2 separate regions of the Homo sapiens genome follow, and region 2 is linked to region 1. Evidence: chromatin contacts called from ENCODE Hi-C or POLR2A ChIA-PET data. All regions are on one chromosome and are shown on one strand. Each heading gives the region's core, a stretch centred on a gene start or an enhancer-like site at or near the end of the contact. The rest is flanking DNA. Distances are from core to core; before and after follow the strand shown. Region 1 overlaps ARHGAP29-AS1 (ARHGAP29 antisense RNA 1). Region 2 overlaps ABCA4 (ATP binding cassette subfamily A member 4).

Region 1 (5,702 bases), core at 1,843-4,342:
TCAGGACATAAGCATGGGCAAAGACTTCATGACTAAAACACCAAAAGCAATGGCAACAAAAGCCAAAATTGACAAATGGGATCTAATTAAACTAAAGAGCTTCTGCACTGCAAAAGAAACTATCATCAGAGTGGACAGGCAACCTACAGAATGGGAGAAAATTTTTGCAATCTACCCATCTGACAAAGGGCTAATATCCAGAATCTACAAAGAACTTAGACAAATTTACAAGAAAAAAACAAACAACCCCATCAAAAAGTGGGCAAAGGATACGAACAGACACTTCTCAAAAAAACACATTTATGCAGCCAACATACATATGAAAAAATGCTCATCATCACTGGTCATCAGAGAAATGCAAATCAAAACCACAATGAGATACTATCTCACACCAGTTAGAAATGCGATCATTAAAACGTCAGGAAACAACAGATGCGAGAGAGGATGTGGAGAAATAGAAATGCTTTTACACTGTTGGTGGGAGTGTAAATTAGTTCAACCATTGTGGAAGACCGTGTGGATCAAGGATCTAGAACCAGAAACACTATTTGACCCAGCAATCCCATTACTGGGTATATACCCAAAGGATTATAAATCTTGCTACTATAAAGGCACATGTACACGCATGTTTATTGCGGGACTATTCACAATAGCAGAGACTTGGACCCAACCCAAATGTCCATCAATAATAGACTGGATAAAGAAAATGTGGCAAATATACACCATGGAATACTATGCAGCCATAAAAAAAGGATGAGTTCATGTCCTTTGCAGGGACATGGATGAAGCTGAGAACCATCATTCTCAGCAAACTATCACAAGGACAGAAAACCAAACATCGCATGTTCTCACGCATAAGTGGGAGTTGAACAATGAGAACACATGGACACAGGGTGGGGAACATCACACACCAGGGCCTGTTGTGGGGTGGGGAGCTGGGGGGGATAGCATTAGGAGAAATACCTAATGTAAATGACGAGTTAATGGGTGCAGCAAACCAACATTGCACATGTATACCTATGTAACAAACCTGCAAGTTGTGCACATGTATCCTAGAACTTAAAGTATAATAATAATAATAATAATAATAGTAAAAGAGGTTTAATTGACTCACAGTTCCAGATGGCTGAGGAGGCCTCAGGAAACTTACAATCATGGTGGAAGGGAAAGGGGAAGCAAAGAACTTCTTCATAGCAGGAAAGACAGAGCTAGCAAGAGCAGGGAAAACTGCCTTATAAAACCATCAGATCTCTGAGAAGTTACTCACTATCATGAGAACACAATGGGGGAAACCGCCCCCATAATCCAATCATCTCCCTCCCTCAATATGTGGGGATTACAATTCCAGATGAGATTTGGGTGGGGCCACAGAGCCAAACCATATCAGTATTCTTTGTAATATCCTTTATAATAAACCAGTAAACGAAAGTGTTTACTTGAGTTCTGGGAGCCACTCCAGCAAATTAATCAAACTCAAAGAGGGTAGTGGAAACCTCAACTTGAGCCAGTCAATCAGAAGTTCCAGAGCCCTGGACTTGTGACTGTTGTCTGGTGGGTGTGGCAGGATGTACTGGGGACTGAGCCCTTAACCTGTGGGATCTAATGCTACCTCCAGGTTGATAGTGTCGTAATGCTATCTCCAGGTTGATAGTGTTGGAATTGAATTGGAGGACACCCAGTGATTGTGATTGTTGTGTGAGAGCAGAGGAAAATGCAGTTTGAGTTTTTCCACATTTACCATACCATATTCCACTTTCCCAGTCACTGGTACCCAACTTTCTGAGATCATCTTTGACTTCTAACATACCAAGTCATTTGATCACCAAAGACCTTGTTTATTCTATTTCCTTCTTAATTTTTCTGAAATCTATTCATCCTCTCTGTTTCTTCTGACCTCACTTTTAAAATTTATTTATTTTTGAGACAGGGTCTCACTCTGTCACCCAGGCTGGAGTGCAGTGCCATAATCTCAACTCACTGCAGCTTCAACCTTCCAGTCTCAGGTGATCCTCCCACTTCAGCCTCTCGAGTAGCTGGGACTACAGTTGTGCATCACCACGCCTGGCTAATTTTTGTATTTTTTGTAGAGATAGGGTTTTACCATGTTGCCCAGGCTGGTCTTGAACTCCTGGTCTCAAGTGATCCTCCTGCCTTGGCCTCCCAAAATGCTGGGATTATAGGCATGAGCCACCATGCTCAGACTAAATTTTTTCTTATTTTCAATCCATAGTATATGTTATGGGTTGAATATTTTTGCCTTTCCCAAATTCATATGTTGAAGCCCTAAACCCCTAATGTGACTGTATTTTTAGGCCATAATTATAGTTAAATGAGGTAATAAGAGTGGGGCTGATAGTGTTGGTGGCCTTATAAAAAGAGGAAGAAATCTTTCTCTGCCATGTGAGGACACAGCAAGAAGGCAGCCATCTGCAAGCCAGGAAGAGAACCCTCAACAGACCCTGACCATGCTGGCACTCTAATGTAAGACTTCCAGCCCTCATAACTGTGAAGAAGTAAATTTCTGTTCTAAGCTACTCAGTACATAATATTTTATTAGGGAAGCCCACGCTGACTAAGACAGTGTATTACTTGCTGTCTCCTAGAACAAGTCATGTTCTTTCAAAATATTTTGTCTCTGTGTGCTTGCCTTTCCACCAACTGCTCACTGGGGCTTGAATGTAGTTCTTTTTTTTTTTCTTTTTTTTTTTTTTTTTGAGACAGAGTCTTGCTCTGTCATCAGGCTGGAGTATAGTGGCGCAATCTTGGCTCACTGCAACCTCCGCCTCCCGGGTTCAAGTGATTCTCCTGCCTTAGCCTCCCAAGTAGCTGGGATTACAGGCACATGCCACCATGCCTAGCTAATTTTTGTATTTTTAGTAGAGACTGGGTTTCACCATGTTGGCCAGGATGGTCTCCATCTCCTGACCTCATGATCCACCCACTTTGGCCTCCCAAAATGCTGGGATTACAGGCGAATGTACTTCTTTTTCTCTACACCAGTACATTCCCTCTCCTTCTTCATGTGCAAACACTCATTCATCTTTTAGGAATCAATTTATGACTCACTTCCTCCAGAATGCCTTCATTGACCCTTCCAGGCTGATATTCTTCCTCCTTATATCCATAGCTTCCTGAGCTTAACTTTATTACAGCTCTTATCATGCTCTATTATAATTCCCTATTAACTAATCTGTCTCTCACACTAGCTTGTGAGACCTTTGAGACCGGGACTGTATTTTTTTTTTTTAACCTGTATCTGCAGGAGTGAACATAGCACTCAACTCATTGTTGATGCTCAATGTGTTTTTGTGGAATGAATGACTGAAACTCATGACTGCCTCGTTCCATACTCAATCTACAGTCAACAAAACACACTGTCCAACTCTATTCATTGCCTTGTGACACAGCTGGTTGTGAATGTGCGACTCTCACTCATGAAATTATGAACAGCTGGAAGACAATCATTTTTATGTTTTGTTTTTGTATCAGCCATGACACCTCACTCTGTGCCTTGTACATGTTAGGTAGACAATAATTTTTTTGTTAAAGAAATAAGTACAGTTGACAAAAAAGCTAATGCACTCTAAGCCTTCATTAACAGATGTTCAGTGTAAAAAGAGTGTTTGTACTCCTAATAACTCTTATGTGGATCGGATCACATCTGAAGTATTGTGTTCAATGCTGGGCAACCACCATACATTCCTTCCTTCAACATATGTTTATGGAGTGCCTACTCTATGCCACTATCTTTCTTCTGTGCCCAAGGCTTAGAAATCAAAGAAACTTAGGTTTTGTCACTTAAACTGTGTGTACTAGACAGGATTGGCTAGATTTTGTTATAGAAACAAACAATCTCGGAGTATCAGTGGCTTACCACATCCTAGTTTTGTTTCTCTTTCATGCTTTATGTCTGTCATGGGCTGAATGCGGCTTTACTCCACACAGTATTCACTCCAGGACCCAAGTTGCCTCCATCTGGAACATTGCTGATTTCACAGCAGACAGAAGGCATAGCCAACCATGCATTGGCTCTTAAAACTTCTGTCCAGAAGTAACACACATCATTTCTGCTCACATTTCATTGGCCAAAGTCAGTGCTATGACCATGCCTGGATTCACACAAAGAGGGGCAAATAGGGTGAACAGTAATATAATCTACTACACTATGTGATCTAACCTGTTCAAGTCCCCATTTTATCATTTGTAAAATTATAACAATAATCTCTGCAATGAAGACTGAGGTAAGGATGCAAAATAAGGTATGTAAAGTGTTTGGCACATTGTAATCTGTCAGGAAATTGTAGCTATTTCAATTTAAATTCTATTTAAAAGTTTAAAAACTCTGATACTCAGCATAAGAAATTACTATAAGTAAAGCTCTCTAAACACTTAACAGTAAAGTAAATTAGTTCTCCCTTCCTTTGAATTTTTTCTCTGAAAACCCACTTAAACTGTCTGAATTGTGTTTCCAGCCCTGGCTTGATGGTTTTTTTTTTTTTTTCCCATTTCTGCCTTTCAACTTTTTGCCAGAATCAACATAACCTAAGAAGAAATAGATTGGGTGAAAATTCTGTGATTTATTGTTCATTTTTTTCATGTTCAAGATCTGTTTTTCAAACAAGTAAGCAACTGAGTACAAGACCATTTTTCACACTTAATTGCATCACTAGAAACTAGCTCTATTCCCCATCCAGAAAATCTCTGGGTACCGATAAAGATGTTTGGAAATGGGATTGGGACTTTATGCTATCATTTGATAGTATCCACTGATTTTCTAAGTTTATAGCTACATTTTAGCAATATTTATTTTTAAATGCACCTTGTTTGTTTGTTAAACTTCATACCATTTTCTGCTAAATTATGCAACAGCAAAGAGCATGATGGTATGACTTAACATACAGAGTTACACTGATCCTGGTAATATTGCTTCCAGATTCATCCACTAAAAACTGAGTGCAATAATAATTTACTGCTTTTTCATCACTCTCCCTAGAATGACTAAAAGAAATTCTATATGCAGAGTTGAACATTCTTTCCATGAGGTAATCGATTCTAGTTCTTTTAAATATTTGGTAACCATTTGAGTTATCAAATATGATTTTTTAAAAAATAATTATTGAACTGGGGGCATTTTAAAATAAGTCTTTGAAATCTATTATATACCTCATTTGAAGTCAGGGACAGGAGTGGTGCTTGGGAGTCACAAGGGTAGCACCTTCCAAGACTTCTCTAAACCACTCAGCAGCCCTGTGAGCCATGTGTGCATGGTAACCAGGTTACCCCTCAGCAATGTCATCTTGTGCAGAATATCCTTAATGATGGCACAGTGTTTAGAAGATAGAAAGCAATGGTACCCAGGTGGCCGTTCAAACTAATGGCTGGTTACTTGCTACAAAAACAGAGAGCCTCCCTGTTTATAATCTCATTAAAATATACTCAATAAAAAATCTTACAGAGTTGGCGTTGGCAGTTTAGAATAATGGTTTTATGTATTTTTTTTCCTTAAGGTTAAAAAAATGTTGCTGACTGTTGGTCTGTGTCTTTGCTAAACTTTATAACTTGGTATTTATCTATAAAGCTCTAAATACTAGGGCCAAGACTCTCAAGAGAGAGTAGGAGGGATAGGAGGGAAAGACATCCTTCCTTACTCACAGAGGGAGAAACACTAATTTGAACTAGACTTGAGTTATTTAGATTCACTC
Region 2 (4,076 bases), core at 1,577-4,076, 250 kb after region 1:
CCTCTGCTTCTATTTCTTAGGGATGTGAAGATAAGTGAGATAAAGTATTATAAATGTGCTCTGGGCTTCTTAAGAACAGGCATTGCTCACATTCAAATGGTCATGATTATGATATGGCAGCATTATTTATGCCTCTGGTTTAAGTGTCTGGCTGCCGCTGGGGTTTCCTATGTCCATCCACGGGGAGGGAGGCACAGAATGTCTCCCACAGGCAGAACCTACAGCTGCCACATAATTGATGACAAGCCAAAGGGACCCTTGGAGGTTCTGCTCCTCTCTGTGTGTGACTCACACACTCTCTAGGATAAAATCAAGCGACTACACCCTCAAAATGCTCAGATGAATTAACAGATTAAACAGTGAAGAAAAAAATGTGTTGACTACACTTGGCAGTGAGAAATAAATAAAGCGGGCGGTGACAGCAGCTGGCATCAGGGAGAGGCTGTCATGGAAGGGATGTGCATCTTGTCAGTCATCCCATCCATCTGTTGCAGGGGACCTGCAGCTGCTCGTCTAAGGGTTTCTCCACCACGTGTCCAGCCCACGTCGATGACCTAACTCCAGAACAAGTCCTGGATGGTAAGGACTGGACGGGCCATACTTGGGTTCCGTCTGGCAGCCATCTCCCAGTATTGCTGGGTGTGTCCTGTTGTGATGCATTTTAATGGGAGCAAAGAGAACACTGGGTACTTCTGCAGGTCACACAGTTGTTCTTTTGCTTTGAGCTTCTTTCTCCTCTTCCTTCTTCCTTCATTCCCAAAGGGATTTTAAAAGTCATGCACCTAAAGGCCCTCTCCCTTTAATGAGGAATACACTCTGTGCTCTTACCCTTAGTAAGCCATCATTCCTGGGGTCCCCCTGCCCTGGCTCCAGGCCACATTCCTTAGTGTCTGGGGAGAGCTTCTTCTACATGTGTGCCGTGGCGCCCTCTAGTGGAAGCATGGTGATGCACGGCTCTTCCAGTGAATTCGTGGAGTCAGAGATTGCACATGTGGATGGCAAGTCTGGAAATAGCATACACCCCTGTTATACTCCTGATTCTCCCCTCAGCTTCCCAATTTCCCAGTGATTCTCCCTTTAATTAGGATGCACTGAAGCTCTCAGGGGTGCCCCCATCTCCAAGGAGCTGCAGTGGAGAGGCTATCCCCTCTCTATGTGAGAGAATGTGTGAGAAGCGTATTCCCACACAGGAGCAAAACTAAACTTACGTACTGATGCAGGTTAATGAATGGGGAAAGTATCTGCTTATCAAAGAAAAGGCATATTTTTCTATTTAGCACAAACTTTTTCAAATGTTAAGAATTTACTAACTGAAATCTGGTGAAGCAAGAGAACCGGGCAATATTTGCGTTGTCTGATCATTACAACTGGAGGGAACATGCTCAGAGAGGCATCATCACTGTTCATGCACCTGCCCTCTCTTTACACTGAGAGACCCTGTGATGAACAGAAAACATCTTTTTAGGATGACATCTCTGGGTCTTTCTCCTAGCCTGCCTTGCTGTGGGTACCTATCTCCCTGCTCTCTGAACCTTGGTCAAGAAGTTTATATTTGTTTTAAATTGATACTAATATGTTAAGTTACTGTGATTTGCCAAAATCAGATTGGAAACAGGGCCTGCATGGCTGAATGATTCTTTTTTTTAAATTACTTTATTTCTAAATAAAGGTTTTCTTTGTATAGAATCGGGATGCTGTGAATGGTGGGAAATGCACTAAATAGTTATGCCCCAAATAAGAAAGGGAAAATCATTTGAATCCCCAGTTAGCTCCTTGAAAGTCTTTTCACTTAAACACACCCACATACCACACACACACTCACAGACCTCCCTCCCAGATGCCCAAAGCCCTGCTGACCTACAGAGCTACTTCTGGAAAGGCTGACACATGCCTAAGACACAATTCCTGGGAATCCAGCAGCTTTGGGTTCAATTTCCTTCCTAAAAGAACAATGAATATGACCCCTGGAGAGCTATTAGGGCAGAGCTGCTTCCTTAACGTAAAGGACTCTCCAGCCTCCGTATGAAGTCATCTCAGAGCTAAAGACAATCAAGTCCAACTTGCAGATTTGACATAAAGCAAGACTTCCAATCCGGCTAGGCAGAAGGATTTTGGTTGAAAACCATGAAATCCCTTCATATGGATCATTTTTTAAACAACAAAAAAAGAAAAGAACCTACTGGGTGTCCACAACTCTGAGAGCTGCTTTCTGAAGAGTCATGTTTTGAGTCCTGGAATCCCTCTCCCTTTGACCTGCCTCTCAAGACAATGTGCGAGAGAACTCTCTCTTCAAGTGCATGCAAGTGAGGTTTTCACAGTTAGATTTTTAATTTTAAAGTAATACACATTTGTACATAAAATTCAATTCTGACTGTATACATGTGTCAGATAAACAGTTGATACCTGACACTTGTTCACAGTCTATGATACGCACCGCATATCCTACCCTCTCCCCCAGCCTCTCTCCATGGCTTCTCAACCCCCCCTCTGCATTTCCTGTGACCTGAGGATTCAGTTTTGTTTGTGGAGGCAGGTGCAATCCCAAGAGAAACTGTGCAATCTTCTGAGAAGTTAGAGTAGGCATGTGTGTGTGATTTAGGGAAGGTACTTCTCACTCAGCTTGGTCACCGGTTCCAGGTTTGTGTCTTGGGCAAGTCCCCCATAGCTGGTGACAGACCAGAAAAATGAAAACAACTTTGACTTAGCCCTCAAGTTTTCAGTGAATGAGAATGAAAAACAACCATGAGTAAGAGATTTCTTACCGAGATGATGTAAAGGATAATAATAGCAGCCAGCACTCACCTATGTGCCAGGTATTTCTCTAACTGCTTTGTGTAGTTTGACTCATCCAGTCCTCAAAAACAACAATGAAGTGGATACCAGTATTTTCCCCTTTTCACAGATGAGGAAAGTCTAATGTGACCCACCCAACATAACATAGTTTGAGGGGACAGAGCATTTCGTTGAACAGAGGAGGAACTGGCACAGGAAAGTTGCATGACCCCCCCACCAACCTCCGCCCCCAGGTTGCACAGCTAGCTAGTCGGGAGGACTTTGCTTCCGTTTCCCTCTGCCTCTCAATGATGATCTCAGGGCCAACTAAGCTAAAAGCAGACTTGATGGAGCATCAGTCCTCTGAAAGAGTCACTGCCGAGATACAAAATACCTCTTCTTCAAAGGGGAAGTGGAGAGAAGTAGGAAATCTGGGTAACCTCACAGTCTTCCAGTTTCTGGAAAACAGAGCTGGCATCAGTCTTTTTTCTTGTCCTAGGGGATGTAAATGAGCTGATGGATGTAGTTCTCCACCATGTTCCAGAGGCAAAGCTGGTGGAGTGCATTGGTCAAGAACTTATCTTCCTTCTTCCAAATAAGAACTTCAAGCACAGAGCATATGCCAGCCTTTTCAGAGAGCTGGAGGAGACGCTGGCTGACCTTGGTCTCAGCAGTTTTGGAATTTCTGACACTCCCCTGGAAGAGGTAAAGTAGAGATTCCAGCTGGTTTCTGTCAAGTGCCAGAAGTGGCGGTTCTTTGAAAAAGTCTAACATTAGAGCAAAGTTTTGTAAAAGCAAAAAGCCATCGTTCCCCACCCAAGCATAGCAACTATCTTTATTTTTGGCATAGTTCCCCCATCTCTGCATGCATACAAATTTTATGTACTTGTGGTTACTGTGTGCTTACGTTTTTGTATTTATAGAAGATGATGTTCTCAGATAGAGTCGTAATGGATTTTCTTCCCATTATGAAGCAATACCCAACAAAACAGAGCTTGGGTTAGATTTTTCTGAGAATAAGAATGACTAAACAAAATTCTCTCTTTTTTTCTTCTTGACAGATTTTTCTGAAGGTCACGGAGGATTCTGATTCAGGACCTCTGTTTGCGGGTATGGTGCTGGAGCCAGTGGCTTGTTCCCTTCCTTGCCTCCCTCCCAAGTTCCATCTCGAAAGTCTAAGGGGCTGGGCACAGTGGCTCATGCCTGTAATCCCAGCAATTTGGGAGGCCAAGGCAGATGGACCACCTGAGTTCGAGACCAGCCTGGCCAACATGGTGAAACCCCATCTGTACTAAAAATACAAA

The links. Hi-C counts contacts between places; a loop is a spot of excess contacts on that map. ChIA-PET counts read pairs that join two places held with the same protein, here RNA polymerase II (POLR2A). Pooled maps may share reads with other maps.
Region 2: a pooled map shows a loop between it and region 1 (2.5-fold over the local background). The contact joins two enhancer-like sites. A Hi-C loop is called at or near these places in 5 of 50 pooled maps. POLR2A ChIA-PET finds 5 or more read pairs at or near these places in 2 of 52 experiments (H1 and HCT116).

Annotation. Positions count from the first base shown.
Region 1 is chr1:94,282,886-94,288,587 of GRCh38, reverse strand. The region is part of intron 2 of ARHGAP29-AS1 (ARHGAP29 antisense RNA 1); the gene reads right to left. It also overlaps a transcript of ARHGAP29 not described here. Among named protein-coding and RNA genes, the nearest start is that of ARHGAP29-AS1, 38 kb to the right of the region's middle. RefSeq lists an enhancer at 3,944-4,003. Within about 2 kb of position 3,092, at least 4 of the 41 ENCODE cell types and tissues checked have a DNase peak (open chromatin) inside an H3K27ac peak, as active enhancers do.
Region 2 is chr1:94,036,546-94,040,621 of GRCh38, reverse strand. It overlaps ABCA4 (ATP binding cassette subfamily A member 4), which reads left to right. Exons shown (of 50, transcript NM_000350.3): 24 at 495-579; 25 at 3,272-3,477; 26 at 3,834-3,882. Among named protein-coding and RNA genes, the nearest start is that of ABCA4, 83 kb to the left of the region's middle. RefSeq lists an enhancer at 2,791-3,990. Within about 2 kb of position 2,826, at least 4 of the 41 ENCODE cell types and tissues checked have a DNase peak (open chromatin) inside an H3K27ac peak, as active enhancers do.